Linked DNA regions of Homo sapiens: regions 1, 2 and 4 are each linked to region 3. The links are chromatin loops, found by intact Hi-C in ENCODE. Cell type or tissue: B cell. All regions are shown on one strand.

Region 1 (5,000 bases), 110 kb after region 3:
AAGTCAGGAAGACGGCAGGCCCTCACCAGAACTTGACCATGCCAACATCCTGATCTTGGACTTCTAGCCTCCAAAACTGTGAGAAAATAAATTTCTGTGTAAGCCACCCACTCTATGACAGCACGAGTTTACTAAGACACTCATATATCCTATGACCCTACATTCCTGCTCCTGGGTTTATATGCCAAAGAGAGTCTGTCACAGGCCCATGAGAATGGCTTAAGATTAAGGATATAGATAAAACAAGGTGGCCATGAGTTGATCAGTGTTGAAAGTGGGTGATGTTGAAACATGGGGTTCATTACAGTGTTCTCTCCTTTCTTATACATGCTTAAAAATTTCTCTAATGAACCCAGATATCAGAAACAAAGATAGAAATTAAAATATGGGCTGCTTTAGTGGCCCACAAGGCACTTGACCTAGATACAAGCCCCTGGAGTTGAGGGCTGGGATTTTTAGGTCTAGTAGAGCTAAAAGAGGTGACCTTAAGCAGCTCAAGGAAAGAGAGCTGGGACTGAGCCCAGACCATCAAAGATCACTGTCTTTTAGAGAGAAGACTAAAAATATTCCATTTATAGTCTGCTGAAACAACAAAGAAAGTTAGCTTACATTAAAAGCCTTGGAAACAAAAAGATCAAACAGTCCTAACAAAAAATTAAAATCTAAGGCCAACATCATACCTGAATTTGTGGCCTAGATTTACCCCCACTTGAATGGTCTGGGAGCTCTAAGGTAAGAAAATAATATAAAAGCTAATCCAGGCAACAAAAACCCCTCAGGACCCAGCAGTAGTAAACACAAAATCCCTCAACAGAGATACTTTTGTGAGCTGGGGGACATGGGGACTCGAAGAGCAAATGAAACCACTGAAAATGAGTTCACAATAAAAAATTAAAACTCTAAGAAACAACAGACTACCCTGAGGGAGAATTTGATAACCTGAGAAGCAGAAGTGAAAAACAATTTAAAAACTCTAAGTATGTATAAAATGATTAAGTGCTTTTTTAAAAAAGAATGGGAAACAATGAAAAGAAAGCACAGGCCAACATGACTTCATCTCCCAAAGCATCATGCAATGGCTCCCGAATGCCCTGATTAAAGGCCAAAATTAGTACAATGGCCTGACAGGACAGTGACCACTCTTACCTCCCTGGCCTCATCTCCTGCTATCTTCCCACACCCCATCCCCCCATCACTCTGCTCCAGCTGTCCACGTACGGGATGGTCCCATCTCCACCTGAGGGCCTTGGCACTGGCAGTCTCTGATATCTGGAATACTTTCCCCAATATCTCCACATAGCTCACACCTTGACCCCTTCAGGTCTTTGCTCAAATATTACCTGATTTCTGAAGCTTTTCCTTACTAGAATTATTAAAACTGCAATCCCACTCACACCCTGGCATTCCCTTCCCTAGTTTATTTAGTTTTGTACAACACAGATCATGATCTGGCATATATATATTACAAATTTTTATTTTGTTTACTGTCTTTTACCCTCAATTACAATGTACAGTCGATGAGGACAAAGATTTTGTCTGCTTTGATCAGTGCAGGATCCTCAGAGCCCAGAACAAGGCTTATCATAAAGTAGGTGCTCAACAAATAATTTAACAAGAGGAAAAGAGAATGCAAAAAGATTGGGGAAATCAGAAAAGAGCCGATTGCTCTTGTAAAATATGAGGTAGAATTCTCTCATTCATTCATGCATGCATAAATACCCAAACATTTACTAAGTGGCTACTTTATACAAGGAAGTGTCAAGCTATTCTCTTCCTCACTTTGGAAATTCTTTCTTCTCCTAAAACATGACTGAAATTGACTTCCTCCATAATTTACCATAAAAGATTAGCATATTTTCTAAGTTAATAAAAGTACGCAATGTACTGAAAATCATCTTTTACAGTTCAGCTTCCTGTTCCTTATTTTTATTCTTCTTCAGAACTCATGTGCATGTCCACACCATCAACCATCAATTTCTATCTAACTATGTTTCTAAGTACAAACTCTCGTTCCCTACTTACTTACTTTCTGGGTTTTGAAAATATTCTACTTGTTGTTGATACCACTATAATCTTGGACATTGATATAGAAATGTAAAAAGTAGTAATTAAAATCTAACACTTGATCTGTGCCCAAGAATTAGCTAAGGAGCATTATTTAGGAAGACAAAAGCTGATGACTATAAATGTGACCATAATATTCACCTCTGCTAAATTCCAATTATTTTCTTATTAACATTTACATACATGTGCATTCTAGTGAAAACAGTCTGTGGTTCATATAAGACTTCAAAGAGACACAAAATGGCAAACAATATTACCATATGCCCTTGATAAAAATATCTGCTTACAATTCTCTTTGATTAGCTCAATAATTTTCAGATAATGATTATTTTTTTCTTTAATGTTACTATTAGGGCCAAGTAGTGTGTTGCCTCACCTTACGTAGTTAAAATTTGGAACTGTGCTGAGCTGAGCCCATGAATAATCAGAACTAAAAATCATTCTTAGGTTTACATCATAGGAGTTTCACAATTGCTATACCAGTGGTGTTTAAAATACTTTATTGTGTTGTTTAGGAAAAATTAACACACATACACAATACCAGTTTTTAATTCTAACTACAGCACACGCCTTTATGAAATAGTCACAGGGTATCAAACTGTTAAAGGTGTTTGTATAAAGTATAATACCATTCTGTTATTTATTACAAAAATGTTTCACCATATGATCCCCATTTAATAACTTATTTTAGAGGAGTTAAAGCTTTTATCAAGTTCTATGTAACACTGCCATCTAGTGCAGTGTTACTGCAGGCAATGCCTACTGAACTGCTGAGCATGCTCATTTCAGAAAGGGGAAAACAGCTTTAACATGGAAGCTTACAGTCTAGATTGAAGTTCTGTAAGAATTCGTAGTAATAATATGAAAAATGTAATTTATTTTGAATATTTTATTTTATAAATGTTTCAAATATGTCACCCTACCAACTCATTATTTAGCTCTTACCTTAATGGTGTCAGGATTTTCTCATTCTATTCCTCTTTAAGTATTTATAAAGACTTTCTGGAAGTACGTACTTCAAAATTTAAAAATACCCCTTGCTTATAAGAAAGCAAAAAATCAATCACTTAGATTATATAGAAAAAATATCAAACCTCTTTGTATTACAGAATTTGAGAAATATAATAATAACTCTACATTGCAGTGAATTATGTCCTGGAACAAGTTCTGCTGTACCAGTACTAGGCTGCACAGAACATCCTGGGAAATGCGGTCCCTTGGCTGGACTCCAATTAATTTCTCTAGTTCTCTAAGCCTACTTATGAATCTCACAATAAAGAAGAGCACAGAATCAGAATATAGCTCATTTAAACCACAGAATGCTCACGGTTTAAAGGGATTTCATAGGCACTCCATTTGTGGTACCTACCAATGAGTGGACTTCCTGCAACACCCCTGCCTCGCACTCTCCCAGCCACAGCCTGAGTATCCTCAGTGTCAAATTCAGCAGCTCCCAAGGGAGATCACCTCATCTTGAGACAGTGAGTGCTGCAAAGTTACTCCTTATGCCAAGCCCAAAGCTATATCCCGTAGCATGTCCCCGTGGTCTTCATTCACCACAGGCCATTCCCCCCTTATTTAACTCCTCTTTCACTGGGCAGCCCTTTCAACAGTGGAAGACAGTTCTGCCCCAGTTTCTTCTCTCTGGGGTAAGCAATGCCTGTTCTCCACCTGTTTCTCCCATGGCCAATCTCCATCTCCACCCCATCCTGATGCCAACCTGGACCACCAGCAACATCCTTGTTTCCCTGTAATCCTACAAATGGCATCTAGGGGCATATTAGTGTCAACTGGCAGTCACTCCATGATGCCATTTCACAAGCCAAACAACTCTATCATTCAGTGCCTCTACAGCTGATTTTTAAGACTCAAGAGAAAGACCTAATGTTCTCTCTCTTACCTTCTTTACCTTTTGTGTTTCTTTTTTTTTTTTTTTTTTTTTTTGAGACAGAGTCTCACTCTGTAGCCCAGGCTGAATGGAGTGCAGTGACAGGATCATGGCTCACTGCAGCCTCGGCCCTCCAGGCTCAGGTGATCCTCCCACCTCAGCCTCCTAGGTAGCTGAGACTACAGGCACATGCCACCACGCCTGGCTAATTTTTTGTATTTTATGTAAACACAAGGTTTTGCTATGTTGCCCAGGATGGTCTCCAGGACTCAAACGATCTGCCTGCCTTGGCCTCCCAAAATGCCGAGATTACAGGTGAGAGCCACCATGCCTGGCCTCCTTCTATGTTTCATATTTTGACTATAAAGCCCAAAACTCCAGCTTGCTGAGGCAGCTAATGTGTTAGAGCTATTGTTCTTCTGAGAAGACTGCTAGCAGCTCCCCGAAAACCCACTGTTCCCTTATCTCCAGGGACACAACTGCCCAGGTAAGATTACATCTCCCAGCCTCCCTGTGATTAGGTGTGGCCACGTGACCAAGTTCTTGCCAATGGTTTGGGAGCAGGAGTGACATCTGCAACCTTGAAGGCACCTGGGGAAAGGCAATCCCTCCTCCTGCATGCCCCTTCTTTCTTCCACACCAGCTGGAAGCAGAAGCCATGGAGCCTCCTTGGAAGGCACATGTTGAGGAAAGCAGAGGTGCTCCACCAGACCAGGCCCTTGACGACTTACCGGTACAGAGCCTGCCTACCCCACAGGGTGGTTACAAAAGTGAAATGAACATCTGCGCTCTTTGAGCCACTGTGTCAGCGGTTTGTTACAGAAGCTTAGCCTCCACCATTACTGAAATATCCTCCTAGTTTTTGTAATTTGCAAATCTGATGAGCAAACACACTATATTTTGGTATTTTTTATCACTGATAAAATATTAATCAGAACAGCAGGGACCAAGAATGCTACAAAAAGATAAATGTTACTCTTTCAATTTCAAATGACTATAATAATAAAGGCAGATACCTTTCAGAGCATAAGAAAGCAGCAGTAGCAAG
Region 2 (5,000 bases), 93 kb after region 3:
GGTAAGGTAACATTATGGTTATATAAGAAATGCCATTTTAGAGCTTTCTGAAATATGAAATATGATATTATGATGTCTGGAAATTGCTTCAAAATACTTTTAAAATGCCAGGGAATGGAAAGAGGATAGCAAAAATGTTAATTACTGAATCTGGGTAATAGGGCTCATTTTATTCTCTCTGCTTGTGTCACTGAAATTTTTCATGAAAAAGTTATAAAATGTTATTCCAAGAGAAATACGAAAACTACACATTATTTTCATCTACTGCTTCACCTTCACAAACTTTAATTTTCCAGCAGCCTTAGAATATGTATCGTTTTCTGTAAGTCCTGGCTTACAGTCTTCAAAAATGCCAAGGTCGCCCAAGACAGACTGAGGAACAGTCCGGATTAAACAGTAAGGGGATGTACCAATGAAATGCAACATGTAATACTGAACCAGACGATGGACTAGAATTTTGATTTTCCTTTTTGCCATAAAGGACATTATTTGGACAATTGCCAGATGTGAATAAAGTAATACATACTCATGGTATTTTGGAGTCAAAGGGACATTATGTCTACAACTTGCTTTCAAATGATTCAGAAAAAATACTGTGTAGAGAGAAAATGATAACAGCAAATGCGGAAAATGTTAATAACGGGGGCATCTGGTTTTAGGGTATATGGGAGTTCTTTGTTTTATCCTTGCAACTTTTCTATAAACCAGAACTATTTTAAAATTTTCAAAAAGTATAAAACATAAGTGGCAGCATTTGGTAGCTACTGAAAAGAAACAGCAGTTTCTTCAGTCTATTAAATGAAAATACAAGTAATAGCTAAATAACTGGAGTGTCATATAGTGCTTCTTCAGGCCCCATTCATGGGGGCACTTCCCCCCAATTGGAACTTTTTTTCTTTGCATTGTGTGTTTATTTGTACTTCTTATTTTAGCAGCAAAGTTTGAATACAATCATATAAGTTGTCTTTGGACATTTACATTGCTAAAGTTGAAATACACAGCCTCAGTCTGGCAAGTTAAAATGCTCAAGTTGCTTCCTGCTATAGTGACCATTAACTAGACTGTTTTACCTTTAAAAATAAAGTGGCATTGGCCAGGCGTGGTGGCTCACGCCTGTTATCCCAGCACTTTGGGAGGCCAAGGCAGACAGATCACGAGGTCAGGAGTTTGAGACCAGCCTGACCTACATGGTGAAACACCGTCTCTATTAAAAATACAAAAATTAGCTGGGCGTGGTGGCACACGCCTGTAATTTCAGCTACTCAGGAGGCTGAGGCAGGAGAATAGCTTGAACCCGGGAGGCAGAGGCTGCAGTGAGCCGAGATAGCACCACTGCACTCTGGCCTGGGTAAAAGAGCAAGACTCAGTCTCAAAAAAAAAAAAAAAAAAAAAAAAAAAAAAAAAAAAAAAGGTGGCATTAAGGCATTAAGGAAATGTCTGAGCCACAATTCAGACAGGCATGAGTTTCCATCCAGGCTTGCCACTTAAGTAGCCGTCACTTAGTGACTCAATCCTCAGACCCTCAGCTTTCTCATGTAGAACACAGCAATAGCAACATCTACTCTTGCAAGTCTGCTTGTGGCTATTCATTTAAATCTGGCTATTCATTTAAATCAGGAACATATGTCAAACAAGGCTCTACGGTACAAAATTGTTCAATATAAATTTATTAAGATTTCTTAAGAGAAAGGGTAAATCCTGCTGTCAAAAAAAAATCTCCAAATGGAATGCGTAATGTTAACATTTCATAATGTTACTCCATATTTTTCCTTCATATTGTCACTGATATTAACAAACCTATCCTTGGTATTGTCATTTATTTATACAGCAAATAATTATCAAGTGTCTCTATGAACCAGCTGCTATTCTACACACTGGAATAACAGCTGAAAACCACACAGACCAAGTTGCTCTCTGAATCCTACATCCTAGAAGCCAATATTAAACATTAAGTAAGTAAACAAAATAATTTTAGGAGAGAGAACTGTAAAGTGTTGATTCTAGCTCTGGTGTACCCATGACTGATTATTTGCCTTCCTAAATATTCTCTGAGCTACTTTAATAAATTCCCTTTCTGCTGAATCAGCCAGAATTCATTCTATTACTTCAACTAACAATCCAGCCAAAACAGGGATGCCTATTCTCTTGTAACTGACAAAGCCTTTTTCCTTTAGTTCAGATAACAAAAGCACATTAGATTTCAAGCACATTAGATATTTCAGAACTCAACACATAACATATACCAAAAAATCCAACCCTAAGACAGGTATGAGATTATTTTTGTGTGCTGTATATTTTGCTATAGTTACCAAGACATGGTTAGCATTTTGAATTTTTTTTCTTAGAACAATACAATGATCTAAATCTAAAATCTTTCACAAGGTGCAACTTTCCAGTGATAAACAAGAACAGGAAGTGAATCTTGAATACAACCAGACTTCAAGTTCCCTTCACTATTAAAGTATCTCCTTTGCTGTCTGTTACCTGAGTCTCACTTAACCAGCGTTAAACTTCCATCATTCTAGCCCAACAGTTATAAATATCTTTATTTCTTTTTGAACAAAACATATTTCCTATTAGACTGGAAATTTTGACACACTCAAATGTTTGAAGTCCCAAGAGGAAGACAGCTAAAATAAAAGGAATTGAGCAGCAAAGCAACTCAGAAAAGCAGAAATGAAAACAGATGTTAAACCTCTTTAAAACAAATTTTTACTAATAGCCTCAACCAAAGCTATTTCAGTCAACTACTAGAAATATTCTACCTAGTCAAAAGTTCTCAACAAGCTTCCTAGGTCATGAGCTCCTCAAGGGTGTGGGCTAACTCTTTCCAGGGTTCTATCTACCACCCAGCATCATGCATGTCATGACTCTCCATCATGGGTGATTTTGCCCCCCAAGTGTCATTTGGCATTATCTGGAGACATTTTTAGTTGTCATGACTGGGGTAAGACTGGGGAAAGGAGGTTTTGCTAACAGCATACACTGGGTGGAGGCCAGTGATGCTGCCAGCCACCCTGCAGTGCACGGGACCGCCCCCACCGCAAAGGGTTATGCAACTAAAATGTCAAAAGTGCTGAGGGTGAGGAAACTCTAGCTTAGGTCAATGATGCCACTGCCCTTCATGTTCAAATACAAAATCACTTATCATGTGGCTTCATGTAGACTTCTGGCAACAGCTTACACGCCCTTTTAAACTGGATACATTAGGTCTGCTCCCTGGTAAGACACTCTGGCCACTGAGACCGCAGTTTGAAATTCCTGCAGTGTTAAAAGCCTGAGTCTCCTTTCACAATTAGCCAGCAATCCATAAGGTAAGTACCTCTGCACGCCACTTTGATTCAGAAGGCACAGATCTTCAAACATTACTAAAATCTTGTTAAAATGATTGGCAATCTCAGTTCCTAATCAGTCCTCAGGCAATGTCAAGACATAAGTGAGACAAGAAAAGCCTCTTCCTCTTGTTATGTATCTTCTAACATCATGATTTTTCTTTTATCAATTTATAGAAAATAGCGCTGAAGGTTTCTGAGCCTGTTTCCTCAAAGTAGATGCGAGTTCTCACCTTCCAGGGCTGTTCTAAGGAGAGAAAGTGGCACACCTGCAGAGTGTCTGGGATGAGCCTGGCGTGTGCTTGCTGACTACCAAGGTGACATAGTACCAAGTACAATGCCGGACACATGGTATCCAACACCCAAATACTGAACTGAGCCCAAAGTGTGAGAACTTTTTGGTTGAGAAAGGAGATATCTTGTGAATATAAGAATGAATGGATTATATGCTTCTCTCTTAGGTAAGATGCTGGAAATGATTTTATAAGTCCACATTTCAATCCTTAAAAAAAAAAATCACTGAACCCAAATGTGAAATTCAACTTTTATACTTTTTTGTTGTTGCTGTTGTTTTTTTTTGTTTTGTTTTGTTTTGTTTTTTTTGAGATGGAGTCTCGCTCTGTCACCCAGGCTGGAGTACCATGGTGTGATCTCATCTCACTGCAACCTCCTCTGCCTCCTGGGTTCAAGCTATTCTCCTGCCTCAGCCTCCCAAGTAGCTGGGATTACAGGTGCCCGCCAACACACCTGGCTTATTTTTGTATTTTTAGCAGAGATGGAGTTTCACTATGTTGGCCACGCTGGTCTCAAACTCCTGACCTCAAGTGATCTGCCTGCCTCGGCCTCCCAAAGTGATGGGATTACAGGCGTGAGCCACCACGCCCAGCCTACATTTTTCTCTTAAGTAACAGATTTGAGGTAGCTTACTGAGTGAGAAAGAGAGAGAGAGAGAGAGAGAGAGGGAAAGAAGAAGGAAGGAAGAAGGGAGGGAAGGAAGAAAGGAAAAAGGACATTAGCAGAGACACAATAATTTAGTGCAAAAAAATAACTGAAGCAACTAGCATGTGGCAGACCGATCCCAGTCAGCTTTCTTTGTCCCTTTGGTATTAAAGAACACTCTTCACTACTCCATGCTGAGGGAGCTGTAAGAGAGAGTAAGATCCTGCTCTTTCAAAAGCATCCAGTTGAGAGAGTGGTCAATTAGGTAAATAATTACCATCTCAAGTAATGAATGTTTCACATAACTTACAAGCACAAAGTTAACTGGGAGCAAGAAGGAAGGAGAGGTTAATTCCAACTCTGGCTGGAGCAGGGTTTCGTGGAGCAGAGCTACCCAAGGGGACACTTGAAGTTCTCCTTGTTTTCTTGGTAGAAGTTTGTCAAGCAAAGGGGAGAAGGGATGTTGTAACCACAATTGTCGTAATAAATGAATCCAGAGAAATCTGTAATGATGTATGCGTGACAGGCAGTAGTGAGTAATGCAATTTAGCTGACATGCAGAGTACAAGGAAGGAATGACAGAAAATGAGGCTGGGAAGATTGGCTGGAGCTCTGAGGTGTGTCACAAGCAAGTTAAACTTTATAAAACAGCAGGAGGAAGCCATAGGAGATTTCTCAAGGTGTAAAGGAATAAGACCAGATCTCCTTTGTAGATAAAATTAGGGGAGT
Region 3 (5,000 bases):
AGATGATGCTAACGCTGCAGAAAAAGTGTCTACAGACGACACAGAGAAAATATGTGATGGGCTTACTGAAGGACTAGAGCAGCATGCATTTTGGATAAGGGATACTCAACTTGTAGGGACAGAAAACCAGGTTCATGCTTCCGTGAAATAAAAATGCAGGGGAAGCTGCATGCTGTCTTAGGTCTGACTCCAGCGCAGGGTGGCAGGGAGACCCGAGCTTTGGAGTTGGCCCCGTGTGACCACATGCAGGGGACCAGGCTCTGACTCTCTGTTTCCTCGCAGTTTGGGAGATGAGAGGGATGCATGTGAGAAGCCCAGAACAGTGACGGGCACATGACCAGCGCTCAATAAACATGACCTCTCAGGACCACTATTCTCCTATGGAGGGCAGCGGGGCCAGGTGTGTGGTGGGCCCTAAAGAAGTCAGAAAGACAGGAACAATCTTTTTAAATGGTGAGCATAACATTCTAACAAAAAGACTGTGTTGTTCTAAAATACACTTTATGTATTTATAAAGTTTAGCAAATACACAACTCTGATGACTATATAAATAATGGTATTATAGATGGTCAGCCCATCTCTCTCCCTATCGAAAGCACCACATTTTAGCCACAACACACATTAACTCACACTGAAACCCTGGACTACTTCATTTTCTCTGCAGGCTGCTTCCTGTCTCTGTAGTCCAGCTACTGGGATGAGAAGCATCAGAACTCACCATGAGCACCTGATCCGATCTAACATCCACAGGAAGAGAAAGTTTCAATGTAAAATCTCCTGATGTCAAGTTGTTAAAGTACAGGAATGAATGTTTACAGGTCTCCTCTGCTCTAAGGACTGGCACTAGGTACTTGCATGAGTTGGGTACTGGGTTAGGGCCTTGCATGGATCTGGTCTCCCTCATAGACGGTGAGCTCCCTTGAGGGCTGGCACCAGGCCTGGCTTGCTTCCCCCCAACACAGAGCCTGACACACCCGGTGCCCAGCACCAGTTAGAGAAGGCTGAATGTGAAGATCAAAAGTGACCAATAAACATGTGGAGGACAAAATGAGAATGCTGGTAGGACACTGAGACTCTGGAAAAGACTGTGCTAGGATAGACACTTGTTCTGGCGTGAGTGGAGGCAATGGTGAGGCGAGGCGAGGCGAGGCACGGCGCTGCATACTGCAACTTCGTCAGTGTTGGCTTCATGGGCTTGCAGTCATTCATTGGTCTGGAAAATTTTAAAAATGTCTCAAAGAAATTTTCTAAAAAGGTGTTCTTTCAACATTCCCTCTCCATCTCAGAGCACAGCGAGTACCTTCCTCCTGCTCAGGCATCACAAGAAGTTTCTGCCTAAAAATCCTCACCACAAAATATCAGATTAGAGTGCAGCTTGGTTTCTAGCCCCCAAATCGAAATGATTCCTTCCTCTAACTTCATTGAGAAGCCAGCTCTAGTTGGGTTCGCCTCCAGCATGCTTTGCTTTCCTGTCTTCCACATCTACTTATTTCTTATTTCTAGACACTAACATTCCCCAAATGTAACATCCAGAGCCTGCTTTCCGTAACAGGAAACCTGACTTCCAGAGGTGAGGAGCAGAGATAAGGCTACTCAGAGGACACCAAGGTGCAGCTGGTGCTGTGGCAATGGCAAACTCCAGCTCCGCCCTCACGGGGATGAAGACCCACTCTGGAGGTGTCCAGGGTGCCCCACCAGAGCCCCCACAGGGATGAAGACCCTCTTGGAGGTGTCCAGGGTGCCCCAGTGGAGCAAGGTGTGACTCCATCAGTTGCCTTTCGTCACGAGCTTCTGAACCACAGGCGTCAGCAGCCCTTCACCAGCCCTGGTGTGACACTTCCACATGGCTGGCTGACCAAGGCAGGGGAGCATGACAGAAATAGGCGTTGCCACAAGAGCACTGTCACTGTCACCTGACAATGTTCCAAAGGAGAGCAAGATGGAATACATTCCCTAATAATGTGCTTTTCAGAGAACCCACTGAATGAGGAAAACACCCTAGAGATGGAAATAAATCTGTACCAGTTTCTCTTTCCTTATTTTTTATTTTTAAACATCTATGATTGGGATGTGTGTGCCTACTACCTCAAGATAATTCTCATTTAAGAAAATGCCAGCCTGGGCAACCCTTGTCTCTACCAAAAAAAAAAAAAAAAAAAATTAGCTGGGCTTGGTGGCATGTGCCTGTAGTCCCAGTTACTCAGGAGGCAGAGTTGGGAGGATGGCTTGAACCCAGGAGGTCGAGGTTGCGGTGAGCCATGATAGCACCACTGCACTCCAGCTTGGGATACAGAGCAAGACCATGTCTCAAAAAAAAAAAAAAAAAAAAGGGAAAAAGGAAAAGAGAAAAGAAAATAAATGAAATCCCACTTTGGTATTTTACTTGCAATTCAACTCCTCTTTGACATAAGTAAAATGGGACATTCATTCCAATGAGATTTCTAGCAACTCCCCTCAGTGAAAGACTCCTTTTGGTTTATTCAAACTAGAGTGTGGTTTTCTTTAACTTCCCTTTTAGCTAAGTGCGTCAAAAACAAATGTTTTTTTTGGGTTTTTACTTCCCATATTCTGACGCTTGCAGAAAGCGATGCCCACCTGAAGACGGCCCCCACCCGATCCTGAGCTCACACTGGGTGCAGGGTAGCATGCACACCCTGTTGGGGGAGCCCAGATGTGCTGGGCCTGCCTCGCCCACTGCTGTCATAGCAACTGGCACCGGTTACCTGTTGGCACCAGCTGCCCACCCCCATGCTGACGCATGGCCGAGACCCTTGCAAGGCAGTGCAGCCCCCACCCCCCTCTCCCTGTCTGACCACTCTCTTCCTTGGGAGAACTGCAGATCCCCCCTCCTTTCACATCTCTTGGTTGAACTCAGGTTTCTGGTTATTACAGACCCTGCCAGCGTTCTGGGCTGCTCTGAGACCAACTGTGTCTAGAGCCTCGTCAGGGTCTTGTATGGAGCAGGTCTTTAGTTAAGGCTGGCTGAGCTCCTTTGTGTACATCTCTCAGAGCACCCAGCAGAATGAGACACCCCACAAAAGTTGGTTACTATTTGAGTACCATCTAGTATTTCATTGTAACACATCTAACTTTGGGATCTTGTTAGAAAACGTATTTCCAATCTACTAGAGCAAGCAATGGAAAAACCTGGCATAATACCACTCTCTAGCACATTTTTTATGTGAAAACAAGAGTTCTGAAAGGGAAGTTTACTGGCCACACCTTCGTGTTCAACCCTTCTCCGACCGATGCTGGGGCACCTGTGTGTATCAGGCTTTTCATAGGGTAGCAAACAAGGCAGACATGGCCCCAGCCCTCAGGAAGCTCGCTGTCCACAGGGAGACCAGACGCCATGGGAGGCTAACCCAATACCCAATGTGCTGCCATGCTTGGCTACTCAGAGCAGAAGCACGAGATGTGTCTCAAAACCAATAAATATTAGAGCCCTGCTTTCAGAAGGTGAGCATTTTAGGAGTTTCGGTGGGTTTTCTGGAGACAGTGGTAAGGATTCCTGAGATGAGAAGAGAGGAGACAGCCTCATTAAGATTTAGATTCTCTAATACTAAATACATTTTGCTATTTATCAGCTAAGAGTGAAAGCACCTTGTGGGTTTAAAGCCATTCTCTCTACTTGGGCTAATGGATATCTCAGAGACATAAACAGAATCCACACGACGTGTCATGTGAATTGACCAAAATTATGGGACGCCATTGTTTTGGGCTCCAACAAACCAGAAGACCAAACTAAATGGAGTCACTCATGCTAAATGCCACACAATCAAATTGAAACTTTAAGGAAGCAGACAGATCCCAAAACAAGAAGACCTGCTTTTTCTAAAAATAGGAGATCCCAGACTACACAAGTCAGCATAATAAGGAACTCCCCTCTGCTTTAACCCTTAAAAAAAAAGCAACCTGAAGTAACTCAATGTTAACCTATCAGTTATTTTTCTATTGCTCTGTTTCCTTCTTACAAAATGCACTGTTCCAGTACTGCCTGGCGGGAGCTCACATTCTGTTTTGTAGAATGGAGGCTGCACTAATTCATAAGTTGCAAATAAAAGCCAAATAGATCTGTCACTAAATTTGCTGTAATTCTGTCGTTTGACATGCATTATAAATGTATTATTAATATTAATGCACCAAATGGTAACATCTCTTGTCTGGGCAGTTGCACCATGTTTCCTGGGCCTGGATAGAGAAAATTATAAGATTATAACCTGCCCCCTCCTCTGTGTCCAGTCCATCCTCTTGGGAAACCCAATGATGGTGTTTCTTGTGTAAGATCCCGCATGGTTCCTTGGTGTCTAGAGTATAACCACATGCCACACATCAGACCCTTGGCGAGCCTGTCTGGCCTCCTTTCTGTCCAGCTTCTAGAATCCCAAGAAGTGCCCCGGCCCTCCAGTCCCCTCTACTCCAGCCCACCCATCCGTGGCTCCCCACCTCCCATGTACTTGTCTTCAGGCCCCTCCTCTGCAACACCACTGCCCTGACGGCCTTTCTTGGCCTCAGCAGCACCCGAACACTTCCACAAGCTCTTTGTCCACCTGTTTCCCTGCCCTGGGCTCACAGCTCCTCAGGGCAGGACATTCCGCCTTATCCATCTTAGTGTTTTCAGAATTCAGCACAGCGCTTAGCCCCGGTGCAGAGCAGACAGCTGGTCACTGTCAGCTAAAGGAAAGAAAGACATGAATCGAAGAGAGGAAGCTGAAATTTGCTCATCTTCCTTTTGTTAAATCCCAGCTTTGGTCTAGTCTTATTTAACTTTCTTGTCTGATTTTACCTAACAGTCATTTTCTAAGCTTTGGGAGGGTCAGAAGAGATACACTTGATGAGTTTTTCCCCCTTTGGTTTTAAAAAAATCAGAAGCAAATATGAGAAAAATTTAATCATTTGTTAATTTTGAGTATGGGTCATAGTAGTATAAAGATACCTGTTTAAAAAAAAAAAAAAAAACAATAAAAAAGAGAGAGATGGAATAATGGATATACTTATTA
Region 4 (5,000 bases), 53 kb after region 3:
CTGAATACGCACTCTGTTGTTGATCAAAACGTTGTTACGCAGTGCATGACTGTAGTTAATTTCCCTGTGCCTCAGTTTCTTCATCTATAATAGGGAGAATATTCCGTAGTTCCTCAGGTTTTTATGAGGGCTAATTAAAATAATGTTTGTAAAGTGCTTAGAAAAGAGTACTATTAGTCAGCTTTTTCTAAGTTATACTGTGGTAACAAATTATCAAATTTCAGTAGCTTATAACAAAGATTTCTTTCCTGTTCATGCTACATGTTGGTACAGCCCTGCTCCATTTGACTTCTTCATTCTGGAGTCTGAGGAGCTGCCCCTCTCCGGGCCCTGCTTTTCTCATGGCAAAGGGGACAGAGCAATGGTGGAACCAGGCAGTGGCTCTTCAAGCTTCTGCTTGGATGAAGCATTTGTCACTGCTGTTCATATTTTAGTGGCTAGTGTAAGTCAAACAACAAAACCTGATGTCAACAGGGCATGCAGAGGCCCTATAGGGAGGGCTTCAGTAGAGAGGGGCAGAACATATTTTGACCAAATATATTTGAACAAACAAAAATACTAGAGTAAAAAATCTACCACAAGTGTCTGGTACATACTAAGTGCTGTGTGTTTGTTAAAGAAAAATACTTGTTTGCACAATCATACAGAATCCTGAAAGTGGATGTTTGGGAATGGATTGTGTGTAGTTGGAGTGTATGGTTCACAGAAGTGACAGGGGTAGGTGAGGAGGTCGCATTTTGAAAGGAGGCTAGATTTTTGCCTACAGGTAGAACATAAGTTGCAATAATAAAATTTTATAGCTATTTTTATAAATTTTATAAGGCAATTCTATCTGCCAGCTTTATTAAGACAATGGCATCATTTCATTTATTCTGCACTGAGCATTTAAAAATCACACGTCAACTGGTCGCTACCTCCCTGTGTTAACAATGGCCTAAGACACCATTTGTCATCCTGGGCCTGAGTTGCAATTGCCACAAGGAAGAATATATTAATAGAAGGCTTCTTCCAGTTAGTCCTGGCTCCCTGTGGTCAGGAGTGGGAAAGGTAGCATAGAGAGGGAGGGAGGAAAAAGGAGAAAAGGGAGTGTATATGGATGAGTCAACGTGAATGTGAGTGTGTGTGGGGTGTACATTGGACAAGCACTGACATCACACTTGCTATTTTAATTATAAGGCACCCTCCAAATTTGGATGCTTCTTAAGAACCTGCTACTTGTCTTCAACTTCTACATGTGGTCCTTTCACAAGTCCCATCACCCTCATGGCTTTGGTCAGCCTTGAAATTTTTGTTTGTTTGTTTGTTTGTTTTTTGTAGAAACAGGGTTTTGCCATGTTGGCCAGGCTGGTGTTGAACTCTTGGGCTCAAGCGATCCACCTGCCTCAGTCTCCCAAAGTGCTGGGATTCCAGGCATGAGCCACTGTATCTGGTTAGCCTTGATTTTTCTTTGCAGTTCCTGTCCTCATTTTCAATGAACTACTAGAAAATAATCCAAATCTCTAAAGTAAGTTTAACTGGGAGGCTTGTGCATCAGAGGAGTTATCTGAGCTGCTACCTATACCACTCTTTGGTCAATGGAGAAGCAATCTAAGGGAAAAAAGGTTAAATAGGAGAAAAGGAAGCACGGAGAGAAGAGAGAGCTGGGCACAAGCAAAGGCGGCGCAGAGGAACTCACACCTACCATCCCTCGCCCAGAAGCAGGCCAGGGCCTCAAAACATACTCTAAAGATGCTTATGCTTCCACAGCAGGTTATGCTGTTTCCATTTGTTCACAGTTACTTTAAGACAGTGGTTTGGGTTTTTTTGTTTGTCTTTAAAAGTACTACAGAGGGAAGAGAGAAAGGCAAATCACAGCCCGCAAATGCGCTGTCTTGACTCCCTCCAGATGGCTCATTTTCCCTACCCCTGTCCTATGATCTACGAACCCTGATAAGGCTTCTGTAATCTTGCACCATCGTAAAGTGTTTCTTCTTGAAGTGCTTTAAAGATCCCCACTCCTTACAGAAAACAATCCAAACTCAGACCACATTTGAAGTCCCAAATCTTACTTTTGGGTGTAACAGATTGTTTTTTTTCCACACTAAGGCTGCTGGATCAGAGATAATCAAAGTCTGATATACTGTACATGACAAGTAACGAATGCAGGAAATGGGTACAGTGAAGGGCTGCGTTGAAGGGAGAAGTCTGAGGAATATAGGCCTGTTAATTCACTCTCAAACAGCTTAAAAGAGGGTCAAGTAAAGATAAATGTGTGAACTGTAAAAAGAAAATTGGCAAAAGAAGGCTCTTTCTATTTTAATCATGCCAGAATCAGATCAGTCCTGAGACCTCGGCTTTTGAGAATTAGGGTGCATCCCTGTGGTAATGACTCAGTACTATGATTCATAAAACTGTAGAAAATGAAGAAGTTCTGAGATGTAGATGGCTCAAAAGCTCTCTGCAGAACCACAAGAAGAATTTAAATGAAGTTCAGTAAGTAAGCAATGCTTTAAGGAAAAGTATTAATGTGTAAGAAAATTAGTGGAATTATGAATATGTAAAGACTGACTTCAATTTTTGAAGGTCTCTCACCAGACATCTAGAAGAACAGTTGATACGGTCACTGAAATGTTGAAGTATTTGTTTAAACTGATATATGTCACTTGGCTGTAATAGCCAAGCTTTCCAATTACAATTTTGCAACATTTCATGAAAAGTCCTATTTTAAATACTAAATGTTTGCATTAAAAATCAGAACTGTCAAATGAGGAAAAAGGTAACACAAAAACATTTATCAATGATACATGTGAATAATCTTACAGTCATCTTTAAGTACAAGAGAATCCCCCTCACCTTTCCTGGGCAGCAGCTGGAGTCTCTACTGGATAACAAAATAGGACTGAGGTCTGACAGCCATCCTGGGCAAACTAACTTACTATTGCTCCTGTAAGCTAAAAACTGTCTTCCCTCAACTCAGAAAAATGATTTAGTTATTTTCTGTGATATCACTGAAGATAAAAAGTGGTCAACTTACCTAGTAAAATACTGTACTGACATAATTTATCAACCTTCTATTTTAATCAGTGGAATATTTTAAAGTTATATATTCAAAGACATCTATAATTATGCAAGAATAAGGGACACCGAGGAGAGATTAAAAACTAGCCTAGGCCAGACACGGTGGCTCACGCCTATAATCCCAGCACTTTGAGGCAGATGGATCCCCTGACGTCAGGAGTTCGAGACCAGCCTGGCCAACATGGTGAAACCTCGTCTCTACTAAAAATACAAAAAAAGTAGCCGGGCTTGGTGGCGTGCACCTGCAATTCCAGCTACTTGGGAGGCTGAGGCACGAGAATCACTTGAACCCGGGAGGCAGTGGTTGCAGTGAGCCAAGATCATGCCACTACACTCCAGCCTGAGTGACACAGCGAGCCTGTCTCCAAAACAAAAAAGCTAGCCTAAACAAAATAAATCAACCAGTACCTAGCTAAATAAAATAAGCTCAATCCAAAGTTGGCAGCTTTCCAGAAAAGCATGAGTAAAGTTTTTGGTTTCTATGACAGCAAATAACAAATTACTCATGTTTCATACAAATATCTTTGTTTAAAAAATACTCTTTTTCTTAAAAACCACATTAATTGCCAGAATGAAATAAAATCATTGCTTAACACACATGGTTAAGTGAATTACTGGTTTCAATACTAAAATGTGAAATCTCATCAACAGGTTTTGTAACATTCCCCAAAACACTGAATATCATCTATAATTATAATTATCTGTGCATTTCTTTTGCATAGTAAGAATTTTATTTTGTTAGTATTTTATTTAGCATAAATATCTCCCCAAAAAGGGAAGTCACTTGATCTATAAAGGAAGAGGGGAAGTCATGTTGAGCAAGAGACATCTGGAATAGGCAGACTGTGGCTTTGTGAATCTCAGGCTTGGATCCTATAGTCAGTGGTGTGTAAATCAAACACTCACAAATAATACTGATATTGTCTTTTACAATCTTCCTTATCTAAAGTATGCCACATCACAGTAAATATTTCATAATAAAAATGAGAATTTTCTAGACAAAGAAAGAAAATGTTCCTTAGGTTCAAAACAAGCACCAACATTTATGGTATAGGAACATAGGAAAACTGGCCATGATTCATGAATATTAATTATTTTAAATAAACAGTCATCTAATTATGGTAAAATAGTAATAAAGAACAAGGTTAATATGAAGATTTATCAGATTTTTTGTCATAGTAGAAGGCCGGTAACTTTGGCTGAATCAATGACTGTAAAAGGCTCAGAAATGTTTATTATTAGTAGGGTTCTTTAAAATGCTACATTATCTTTGAATTATATTCCAAACACACTGTAATTCTATTCACCCTTCTGAAACAAGGGATTTTTTTTGGTCAAGAATTTTATTTTAAACGTCTGATTCCTTTTAAAAAGTTAAAACAGGTACCCCACTACCTGTTAAACATGTGTACCGGAAAAGACTATAATCATAACATATAATTTTAGATTTTAAAAAGACTATAAAGAGATGAAAAATGCAACCTCCAATTTTAGTGCACTGAATGTCACACAATGCAACTTTCTGAGGAGACAGCAGGCACTTAAAGCTAGGAGTCTAAAAAAAGAATAAAGAAAGAAAATGGAATGTGTTTTAAAAAACTGAGTCACATAAGAGTTACTAAGGAAGGGGACAAATATGGAGAGTAAAAGAATTAATAGTAACTAACACAATGAAATCGTATACAATAAGGTACTTCAATATTTGAATGCTTTTGGAAAATATTTAAAACAGAACTCAAAACCATTACTGCTAAGTGAAACAAATATGCCATGGAACAAACAGTACATCCTCAGGCATCTCTCATGATCAAAGCAATGAGCTCCTTCTTTGCTGTTCTCAGGCTGGTTAAGTCTTCCTCAGTCACGCAACAGTTCTAACTGGGTGAGCCTAGACTTGGGGGAGTCTGGCACCTGTGTCCCAGAGAATCAGTCTAACCCCAGGA

What was found. Peaks named below come from ENCODE experiments on the same cell type or tissue, not always from the same donor. Only the 100,000 strongest peaks of a DNase experiment are listed, where the experiment ranks them.
Region 1: it touches region 3 in a loop (5-fold over the local background); 25 of 110 quality-filtered maps call a loop at or near these places.
Region 2: it touches region 3 in a loop (7-fold over the local background); 14 of 110 quality-filtered maps call a loop at or near these places.
Region 4: a loop joins it to region 3, with 3 times the contacts of the local background. A loop is called at or near these places in 10 of 110 quality-filtered maps.

Annotation. Positions count from the first base shown.
Region 1 is chr13:99,267,620-99,272,619 of GRCh38, reverse strand. The region is part of intron 4 of UBAC2 (UBA domain containing 2); the gene reads right to left. Among named protein-coding and RNA genes, the nearest start is that of GPR18, 12 kb to the right of the region's middle. In B cell, CTCF peaks have their summits at 2,599 and 2,800 (motif pointing left); DNase peaks (open chromatin) are centred at 1,002, 1,879 and 2,789; H3K4me3 peaks cover 1,004 bases; H3K27ac peaks cover 2,733 bases.
Region 2 is chr13:99,280,124-99,285,123 of GRCh38, reverse strand. All of the region lies in intron 4 of UBAC2 (UBA domain containing 2), which reads right to left. Among named protein-coding and RNA genes, the nearest start is that of GPR18, 24 kb to the right of the region's middle. In B cell, no CTCF peak of the experiment used is centred here; DNase peaks (open chromatin) are centred at 1,495 and 2,753; H3K4me3 peaks cover 2,107 bases; H3K27ac peaks cover 5,000 bases.
Region 3 is chr13:99,373,131-99,378,130 of GRCh38, reverse strand. The region is part of intron 8 of UBAC2 (UBA domain containing 2); the gene reads right to left. Among named protein-coding and RNA genes, the nearest start is that of MIR623, 20 kb to the right of the region's middle. RefSeq lists an enhancer at 2,254-2,323. In B cell, no CTCF peak of the experiment used is centred here; DNase peaks (open chromatin) are centred at 1,840, 2,740 and 3,270; H3K4me3 peaks cover 2,301 bases; H3K27ac peaks cover 5,000 bases.
Region 4 is chr13:99,319,751-99,324,750 of GRCh38, reverse strand. All of the region lies in intron 6 of UBAC2 (UBA domain containing 2), which reads right to left. Among named protein-coding and RNA genes, the nearest start is that of GPR183, 15 kb to the right of the region's middle. In B cell, no CTCF peak of the experiment used is centred here; DNase peaks (open chromatin) are centred at 2,110, 3,500 and 3,880; H3K27ac peaks cover 2,744 bases.